Linked DNA regions of Homo sapiens: region 1 is linked to region 2. A link is a loop called in an ENCODE intact Hi-C map of the cell type or tissue named here. Cell type or tissue: Panc1. All regions are shown on one strand. Each heading gives the region's core, and the rest is flanking DNA. Links, peaks and the distances in the headings are about the cores only. Region 1 has its middle 100 kb from the start of TMEM106B. Region 2 has its middle 81 kb from the start of VWDE.

What was found. Peaks named below come from ENCODE experiments on the same cell type or tissue, not always from the same donor. Only the 100,000 strongest peaks of a DNase experiment are listed, where the experiment ranks them.
Region 1: a loop joins it to region 2, with 3 times the contacts of the local background. A loop is called at or near these places in 4 of 110 quality-filtered maps.

Annotation. Positions count from the first base shown.
Region 1 is chr7:12,109,025-12,114,416 of GRCh38, forward strand. No RefSeq gene overlaps it. Among named protein-coding and RNA genes, the nearest start is that of TMEM106B, 100 kb to the right of the region's middle. In Panc1, for the core only: CTCF peaks have their summits at 3,053 and 3,263; DNase peaks (open chromatin) are centred at 2,537 and 3,117; H3K4me3 peaks cover 3,367 bases; H3K27ac peaks cover 5,000 bases.
Region 2 is chr7:12,319,778-12,325,169 of GRCh38, forward strand. No RefSeq gene overlaps it. Among named protein-coding and RNA genes, the nearest start is that of VWDE, 81 kb to the right of the region's middle. In Panc1, for the core only: CTCF peaks have their summits at 2,710 (motif pointing left) and 2,930; DNase peaks (open chromatin) are centred at 1,572 and 2,724; H3K27ac peaks cover 4,266 bases.

The sequences.
Region 1 (5,392 bases), core at 310-5,309, 210 kb before region 2:
AACCTCAGGAAGTAGCTTTCTGGTTCTTTTTAGTCAAAAAATGGTCTCATTTCTTAAAGTATACATTTAATGTAATAATCCAAACTTCAAACTTCATACAAAAATAAAACTTTATCTTTTCCCATCCTGGATCGATCTTATGCTGAGAAGCCTGGAGCAGTGCTAGGCCAACTCCTTTCCAAGCATCAACTGTCAAAACTTATACATCCTTCCCCCACCATATATGTCATTATAGCTCACTCACAATGCAGGTTTCTAGCTGTGATCAGCCAAGGGCATGTTTTCAGGTACACGTAAGCATTCATCTCCAAAACTCCAAGGAATGTTATTAGGCCCTATAAATTGATACTTTGAAACTTCTCCGACTGGATTTGAGAAAGTTAGAAACACTTCCTTCATAAAGCAGCCCCTTTCCCTCTTCTATGAGGAAAGAGTGGAGACCTTCATAATTTGTCCAAACAAACCATCTCTGCAGATCTTCTCAACGTCCCCATTAACCTGTAGCTACCACTAATATATCCTCCTGATAACGGATAAGCCAAGAGTTGAAAGCTAGGTTTCACCATCTCCTTTCTAAGTCCTGTATGGGTGGCGTAGATCTGAGTGTGGAATTTGTTGAGCATAAATTGTTTTCTTGCATCCCTGACAAGAATCTCCCATTTTTAACATCCTGTTATGATATCTTAGAGATTCAGAAAAAAGGAAGAATTTTCCAACTGTAACCTTCAAAATAGCTGAGGAACACGTTATAGAATCAAGCCTGCACAGACTATCCACCCGACCTAAGCAATCCCAAGTAGGACCCCACTGAAGGCTGAGAACTGACTTAAATTCTATATCAAATTATTAATACAAAACAAAAAATCAGTAATGCTTTTTTCTTTGAAATCCTATGGATATATGTATGTTTATGATATAATTAAACAGCAAATTTACTATTTTAGTCACTTTCACATATATTTACATGTATGTATTATAGCAATCTATATAAATAAAATGTGAGATAATTTCTAACCATGACCTACCAAATAATAAATATTTTAAGTACTCAAAAAATGGTAAAGAGTCATTACGGATACTACTGTCAAGGTAAATTCCAGTAAAACCAGATTTGGTCCTTGGTATACTGCAGTTCCTGACAAAGACTGGGCATGCCTGCAGGCTGAGAAGGGGCTTAGCTGAGTTTGCCCAATTTAAATGGTTGAACTCACCCAGGCAATGTGAGACAAATGAATCAAATTAAGAATTAAAATCTTAATTAGCTTATAAAGATATTTCCTCATATCCCAATAGACTGTGAAATCACTCATTCTTAAATATTCTGAGCCCGCTCCTGAAAATTTAACATGTGTGGTGTGCCAAACTCATTTTTACAAATAAAATATTTCAACTAAACGACATACTAAATGCAGCTCAAAGGTAAAGCATTCACCACGCCATCCTATTTTAAATCTATATGTCACTACTTTTCTGCTTCAGAAAAAAAAAATGACTAAAGGAAAACCTTTGGCATAAAAATCAAATATGGTAGTTTATAAAGTTACATATTAACCAGCCTCTGTCCACTAGAGAATTCAAAAAATTCCTAAAGGGAAGGGAATGAGGAAAAGGTCATGATCAGAATTACCTGGGAAAGACACGTCTTTCCTTACCCAACCCATCTCCTCTTATCTACCTAAGGCTGTCGGGTGGACAAGCAAATTACCAATGAACAGTTTGAAAAATAACAGTGTATCATATTCTCACTAATCAAAGCACTGACTGTCTCTTACAAAATTAAGGTTGAGGAAAACAGCCTCAGACGGTTAAGTGATTTGTTTAGGATCACACAATTACTAAGCAGAGACCCAACAACAACAACAAAAACTTCATATTCCTACTCCAGCATGCTGAAACTGTATGAAAGTAGCTTAGGTAACAGGTTTCTTATTAAATTTGTTTTATATTCTAGAAAAGTTTCTTCATCCCCCTACTCCCAAATTATCTCCTTCTATATGGTCACATTTGCAAAACTGTTCCAAAAAAAAAAAGTTTGTAAAATATACACAGGGTCAGAGTTTTAACAAAATTGGCACTAACCTTAAATTTCTTTTCATATAAAATCAATGTTATCACTAGATGTATGCAAGAAATAGATGATGGGAACTTATTTTTAAGTCTTTGAAAGGACTTCTGCTACTCTTGTTAAGAAGCCTAGTTCCAGCTGAATAGAATGATCCCATTCACTAGGTCTGCTTGTCTAATGACAGCCCTCTAAATTTTGCACTCAACATGGACGTCATTTTTCACTTCAGGTCGTATTTAATAGCAGTTTGGAAAGATGAAACTATATCGTCAATATGCTTATTTTAAAGATTTACTGTATTCATCCGGGTCAAATCTCCCTGCTCTCTCCACAACTTACTGCAACCCCCACCAAGAGTGCGGGAAAGGATTTTAGAACTTCCAGTTCTTGGAAGTTCTGTCTAACTAAGCAGACAAGACTTACAAGCGACGATGCTGACGGTGGACTCTTGCCCAGGGATCTGGGCAGAGCGTGGGAGGGCCTGTGGGGCCTGGGGTTCTCTCTGCGCACGAAATCCGGGGCGGGCACTATGTGATTCGAGCCCGCTGCGCCCTGGGCTCCTCGTGTCGCCCGCGGGGAAAGGAGGAGGGAGACTGCTCACATGGCCCACTTCGCGGCCTGAGATGGAGTGCGCGCAGGGCGTCAGGGCAGAGGGAGGCGGGGATTCAGGATAAAGAGCGGCCTGATGCCCAGAGCCGGGTGCCCGGACCTCCTGCCTCCTGCTTCTGATCCCTGCAAGCCGCCCACCCTGCGATCGCCGGGTCCCGCCCTGACAATGCCCTGCCGCCAGTTCCAGCCCCAGTGCAGCCGTCGCCGGTCCTGTGCGCCTCTGGTGGCGCGTGCGCCCTGTCCTTCCCTGCCCAAGAGGGAGAACCCTCAGTGCCCCAGCCTCAGCTCTGCGCACAGCGGTCCCCTGCATGTCCGCACTCCTGTTCTGTACTGCACGCTCGCCAGAGCACAGAGCCCCATGTCCCATTGCGAGGGTCCCACAGAGGGCAGTAGCCACCCTCGGAATCCATACCCTGTGTCCCAGAGCCCTAGCAGGTTCTAGGACCAGGGTCAGCTATAAGATCTGAGGCTGTGGGTTGAGACTGGCAGATACCCTCCGGCTGGGATTTGATTCTGAGTCAGTAGGCTCCACATCCTTCCCAAGCCCTGTCATACCTGCTTCCTTCCCCTCCCAAAGAGCTACGGAGAACAAGATATACAGTTGTATTACCATTGCCTACTCAATGCTCACCTTTCTGGATTTTGTTCTTATTCTATTTTCCTCTGTATTTTTTTTTTTCTTTTTGGCCATTTCAGTGATCTACAAAGGTCAAAGCTCTCACCAACGCAATCCCCCAAATCCATTGATAGAACGGCTTTAGATATAATTTACTGTAAGTCTACTAGGATCATTTCTCTAAATTTAAAAAGTGTCAAAGGTGGAGCTAATGTGAACACCACAGCACTCAAGGCTACCAGCTGAAATTGTGGCTTTCATTTACACTATTGCAACTCGCTTTTATGAAATTTTTCCTTTTCCATCCCTAAGGCCTAATGTAGAGGCTCCTTTCAAGTTATGGAATTTATCACCCATTGAATCAAAGGCAGGTTCTTAATCTCCGACTCTTGATATTTCAACTGGAATAATTCTTTGTTGTGGGGCTGTCTTGTGCAATGTAGCATGTTTAGCCTTAGCCTACCTTGGCCTCTGTGACAAGATGCCTATGGCACCCCTTCAGCTGTTACAACCAAAAATACTCCAGATGGTGCCGAAAGTTCCCTTGAGGCAAAATCATTCCCCCTCCCTCTTTCAAAACTATTGATCTAAGCCATCCCAGTACTAAATTCTACAAGCTACTTGGAAAAATCTACTTCTCTCCACTATAAATTATGCCTAGTATGTTTTAAGTGGAAAGGAGACAACATTTAGGTTTTTCCTGGGGGCTACCATGTATACTTTATCTACCTATATTCATTTCATTATTCAAACTGAAAGCAAATGAAGTGCATAGTAATTTCTTTACTGATATTTTATGTTCTATTTCCTTTGCCTAACTGATATATTAAAAAATACACTTCAGGGAAAAAGTGAGATTAATTGCTCTGTATATGAGGAAATTGACAGATATATTAATAAAGAGAACCGTAGATCACCCAAAAGAAAAAATGCATGAAAAACTTACAGATTATATCTGAAAAAAAAAATGGAAAACAAAATACAACATAATACATTGGACAATGTTTTAGACCGTACTTCATCAACAAAATCAATCTAATGGAAAAAAAGTTACTTACTGAATTAAAAGGCATGATAATTTATTTTCTGATAAAGATCTAATGCTAGTCCTTAGTTTTCTGATCATGGAGGAAAAACTGCACTAAGATAATTGTGTTAAATGTATTCACATGATTTCTTAGAGATTCTCTATAGCGATGGAAAGTGTTCATGTGGAGCAAAGTTATTAAGTAGCTAAAATAAAAGGGACTCAGTGGAGGTTACCACCATTATTGAGTGACAATAGAGGATTGTTGCCATTAACTGGACTGAGCTTGGAGCTCTGATTTCAACTCATTTCTGTGAATATCCTGCAAAAAGTTCACTTCCTTTTCAGTGGCTTTACTTTACCATTCATACATTCTTCACGTGGATTGCACTTTTCAAATTAAAAAAGTATTCATATCTATTTCCTCATTTGTTACTCACAGGAATCTGAAATGAGGGGAAGAATTCATCTCCCATCTTAAGGAGGAGGAACTTAAGCTCTGAAAATGTGAACCCTTTTTCAACAGCAGTCAGAAAACAACAGAACAAAGATTTACTGTTCTTGTTCCTATATTCTTTTCACTCTTCCAAATTGATTCACACCTGATCTTGGTCCTGTATCCTTTCTACTCTTCCATATTGACTCTCACAATTTGCATGCCTTTCTCTACTGACGTGGACCACACCAGACAATTCTTTTCTGAATGTTTCAAAATACATTTAAACTCAACACACTTAATAAGGAGTGTGTCTATTTCATGCTGAGGCTTGAATTTCTCAAAGTTGATAAACCTCAATTCAAACTTTAGACTTCAGGCAATTCATTCTGTAATTGAAATCTCAGTTGTCTCATAAGAACTTGGTCTTCGAGGATCAAAAGAAAAGATACATAGAGAGGCTCTTCTGTTGATGGACTTAAAAGCTACCTCATCCAATGTACCCCAAATAATCTTAAGAATATAGAAAACTTCACTTTGTTGATTAGGAATCTGTAAGATTTGAAAATAGCTTTATGAAATACCTTTTACAGAAGCAGCTGGTTGGGAAAGAAGACAGATGAACGAATAAACACAAGG
Region 2 (5,392 bases), core at 252-5,251:
TTTCCACTGATCGGTCTCCTTTTATAGCACTGCTCTTAAAGGGGAAATAACTCAAGTTTGGTCCTCAAAGGTTACACATCTTGATTTTAATTTGTATTTGTTAATCTAATTCAATTATTGTTCAATATTAGCTGAAGTATTCAGGCCAACTTCAACTCAAATGAGCAACTTAAAAATAAGAAAAAAGCTAAGAAGGTGGATGTTATGTGTTCTCACCATAAATACAACTATATGAAGTAATGCATTCACTAGTTAGCTAGATTTAACCATTTCACAACATATATATACTACAAATCGTGTTATACATGGCAAATACATATACTTTTATGTCAATTAAAAATAAATTTGAGAAAAAAGAAATAAAGTTGATTGTATAGTTTATCTATTTCAGAACAAAAACTGTAATATGGGAGTTTAAGCATGTTTACTTTCTCTGACAGTTTGGTAGGTATAATAAAAAATTTACCTTGTTTTTTTAAAAAATAAGTAGCAGTCATTTTAATTAATTGCAATGTGGCTTTTAAAAAGAGCTTGAGGCCTAATTAGTTAAAATCTTACATGTGTATTTTCAGCATGAGTGTTCTATTAGAAGCTAAAAACTGGTTACTCATTTATTTTTAACCATGCTCATCATTTTAGTATTCCCTGATGGTGGGGAAATCTAACATTCTTTTTCTAGCAAGTTGTCTCACTGCTGCTTACTAACAGGTACTGGCAGAGCCTGTAATCTGCCTACCCACAAAGGTTAGAAATGAATTTTGGCATTTTGGTGGACACTCAATATTTACCCACTTGGAAGACAACAATAGTGCTCAAAACAATGAGATATATAAATTTCCTTGTTCGGTTTAACGGTGGCTGGAAGATAAGTCACTCAAGCAGTGCTGACAGGTATTACTCTGTCTGAGATCTCTGTTCTCTCATTTGAGAAGAAAAAACAACAAATTCCTTGTCACCCTCTTCCTTTCTAGTGCAAATCTAAGACTGGAAGTTTTTTTGAACATATTATGCATCAGGACTTGATCATTAACTGGAAACTACCTTCTGTCCTCTCTAGTTCATTGCTCCTCTTGGTTCAGCCCTATGGATCTAGAAAAATCTCACCCTTGCTCCACACACAGAGCCAGGCAGACAGCCCAGAGACAACCCTCAAAGTGAGCAATTTAGGTTTTGTTCTGGTAGCACAAAATTCCATTTCCTCTAGTTATTTTTTCTTTTATAGAAATGAAAATAAAATAAAAGTATATTTTTCAAAATATTTGCCTGTGATTTATGTAAGTACCCACATGTTAAACCAAACTCTGTTGCTGCCTTGCAATATTTTCCTGGATTGAACCAGCCAGTATCCTTCAAGTCTTCTATGTAGGCCAATCACTATTAGAAATGAGTGGTCAGAATATATTTGTCTGTAATGTTTAATTTACTTCATCTGTAATGCTGCAGCCGGGGTATTTTATGGCATTACACTGGAAATGGCTTGACTCTTTGATATGGGGAGATAGATCTCAGGTCAAAACCCAAGGAATAATTGATTATTTTCACAAGAAGAGGGTTGAAAACTAATATCCTCCCCTCCTACAGTCCTCAGAAAATATCAGCCAGCAGTGAGAATGCATCATCAGAGAATGCTGATGTAATAGGCAGACAGATCAGGGAGATGAAGTATCACACAGTCACCATCTCCATTAACTAATGTAGGAGGAAGCATCAAAGTTGTCCACAAAAAATAATTGACAGGTCTTGGTGCCTAAAGACACATACACAAGCCGTAAGAATTTCCTTTCATTTAGTAATCAGAGCCCTCAACAAAGAAAGGAACCTCTTAGCTTGGGCAGCATTAAAACAAAACACTGAAGGAAGTACAGATGATTATCTTGAGATCTTAGACGAAACCAAACTAGACCCTAACAATATCGCTTGACCATATTATCGAGGATTATAACCAATTCCTTGGTGAGGAAGATTAAAGTTTGATAATAGAATCTACTTTATATACATTGTATCTATACCTATTTGTCTAATCTATCATCACCTGTATATCATCTATGAAATTAGAAAATAAATTGGGATAATTCTCACTATAATGTGTATGTCCAGTAAGTTTCATTATTGTTCTTAAGCTCATAGTGTCTCTAATCAAAGACTCTCTAGATACAGTCATGTCCAGATATATAGTTGGGAGAAATCCACTTACTTCAGACAAACTTATGGTTTTTGTCTGAAGAAGCATATTTAAGAAAACATTATCCCTTACAAAGACTTTATTTTCTGTCAGGGTGTGCTACATATTGACTTACTATTTCTCAGTGACAGGGGAAAAGGCATAATCTTGAAATATTTGAAAGTACTGGCTATCTTCACAGTTTTTTTCCAAGTTCAATGTATACAGGAAGTAAAAAATGTTTTCTGCCCAACCTAATATTACTCAGAGAAATTTTAATCTCAGACGGATTCAGTTAAGTCACCAAATCTTCGAAGGAAAGTAGTATCTTTTACAAGCACAATGAGAATTTTTAACTGCTCTCAGACAAGTGGCTATAATTATTGGAGATTATCAGGTATAACTAAGACTCTAGGCTCACAGGAAAAACTGATGTCATATTAATTATGAAGAATTTTATTTTTGAAAAATGTCATGTTTGCCTTAAATATTTAATATTTTCTCTTATCAAAATGTGTTACCTGGGAACTGAGGATCTAGCACCATCTGCAGGCAAAATAAGCTAATTTCATCTGGCAGTAGAAACAATTTTACAGAAGTTTAAAACAGGTTAAAATTCTTTCAACAATGATGTATAAGTCTGTCCTTACAATAAAAAAATAAATTGGAATGCCACCTGCTTTGTCCTCCGTTTCTTTTATTTTCTCAAAGCATCTGCAGTGGCCGTTGATAAGAGTACTGTAGTCTCTGAACTGGTATGCTTAAGACTACAATACTCTTGCCAGGAAGGGCCCCATTTTGATCAGCGGGGGAGGTACATCGGCTATGGCCCACAGTATTTTTAAAGGCCCACAAAAATGTTTCATGTCTTTTAAAATCAGTATTAAAAAACTTTTAGGTCAAATAAACTATTTTAATATATGATATTAACGTATTCATCTTTATATCAACCCAGTTATAAAATATACTTTTTGATATTTTTAAATGGAGAGAGGGGTCTGTGAAGACAAAAGTGCCGAGGGCCCACTAAGTTCAAAAGGGTCTTTTTTGGAGGCTGATGGCTAGAGTCCAAAGAACTACACAGGTGAATACGGAGGGGAATCAACTTAACCCTGGTTAACTACTTAGAACACAGCTTGGCACGCATTCAGCTCTCAATTTGAGTCATTATATGCCAGCTACCTTTAGCCTTCTTAGTCTGGTTCTCACTACTTGTATGCCAGAGCTTATTTAAAGTTCATGTTTGCATATTTTGTTTTTAATCTCACATCTTAATTAGTGCTTTTTAAAGTTAATCAGTGAACAAAATTACCAACATATAGTAATCATTGGAAAACTCTAAAATCCAAACAGAGAAGTCTTCCTGTCATTTCTTCAGCTGGTATGACTGATTCATCTTTAGCAACAACAAAAAATAACAAAATGCATGTGTTGGGGATTTAGATAACAACCATTGTGAAAAATTATTTGCAATTATATTAGCCCATTTTCACACCACTCTGAAGAACTACGTGAGACTGGCTAATTTATAAAGAAAGAGGTTTAACTGACTCACAGTTCCATATGGCTGAGAGGACTCGGGAAACTTAAAATCATGACGAAAGGCGGAGGAGAAGCAAGCACGTTCTTCACACAGCAGCAGGAGAGGACGGGGTGGGGGAAGTGCCACACTTTTAAACCATTCGATCTCGTGAGAACTCACTCACTATGACGAGAACATCATGGGGAAACCACCTTCATGATCCAACCACCTTCTACCAAGTCCCTCCCTCGACAAGTGGGGATTACAATTTGAGATGAAATTTGGATAGGGACACACACAGAGCCACAGCATATCAATAATAATCTCATTTTAAATTTAAAATTACACAGTACTCTTATGATGTAAATATTTTTTATCCCCATTTTACAAATGAGGGAATTCACGTATAGAAGGAGGTAAAGTTCTCTGTGCGAGTACACACAACTGTGGTGAGTTAGAGCCAGGATCTGGGATCGAATTAAAATCCAGGTGCACCTGACTCTGAAGCCTCACAGCAATGTGTCCTGCAGCTGTCCTGCCTCCAGTTCTATTTCTACATGGTGCTCTTCGCAGACACCTCTCCACATACAAATGTATATCCACAGCTAGAACAAAACAAACTGGTAATTCTCAAATTCTTCTTGAAGTGAGTTTTTTTCAAAATATTTTTGTCCAACAAATAAATTAAATACCTCATTTTAACAGGCATATTTTTATTAACCCATAATGTGGATTGAAAAGCGGAAAGAAATATCTTTAATAAATTATCAAGTGATCTTGAGCCATTAAACATTCTTGGCTTTTTCTAAAAATAGATGATAGCATGTAGTTAATAGGCCTTGGTGTCAGATATGCATTCAAATACAATCACGGCAAAGTGTAAGCAGCAGGGTATTTAGGAAACAATTGGAGTTCTCTAGGCTTTGGTGTTGTCATCTGTAAAATAGAGAGAAATCTTTTCTCTCAAAAACTTGATTGTCTGAAAGATTGTTAATTAAAATCCCTAGCATCACGCTCAATACATTTTGGTTTTCTTTCTTCTAATTATCCCCACTTAATTTATTTAATTGATAATCACATAATTGATCTACTTCCACTCAGGAAAGCACTTCTGATTTTTATGGTGTGCTATTGAATAATTATGAAAATAAAGTGGATGCTGAGTGAAGAGGTTATCATACCTAGCAGTCTTTTGACAGAAATATTTGTCCATAGTAGTTTTAGTTTACCTGCCTTCAATAAATAAAGCAAAAATTGAAAATCTTTGACAACCAAGCTCTGAGAACTTTCTGAATTTAGAACTGTTGCCTTCCCAACTCAGAACATGAATGATATGGTTTGGCTGTGTCCCTATCCAAATCTCATCTTGAATTGTAGCTCCCATAACTCCCTTGTGTTATGGGAGGGATCCAGTGGGAGATAATTGAATCATGGGGATGATTTCCCCCATACTGTTCTCATGGTAGTGAATACGTCTCAAGAGATCTGGTAGTTTTATAAGGGGAAACCCCTTTCACTTGGGTCTCATTCTCTTGTCTCCCGCCATGTGAGACACCTTTGGTCATGACTGTGACACCTCCTCAGCCACGTGGAACTGTGAGTCCATTAAACCTCTTTCTTTTGTAAATTGCCCAGTCTTAGGTACGTCTTTATCAGCAGTGTGAAAATGAACTAATATAATGAGCTTCACCATAACTTAGCAAACAGCC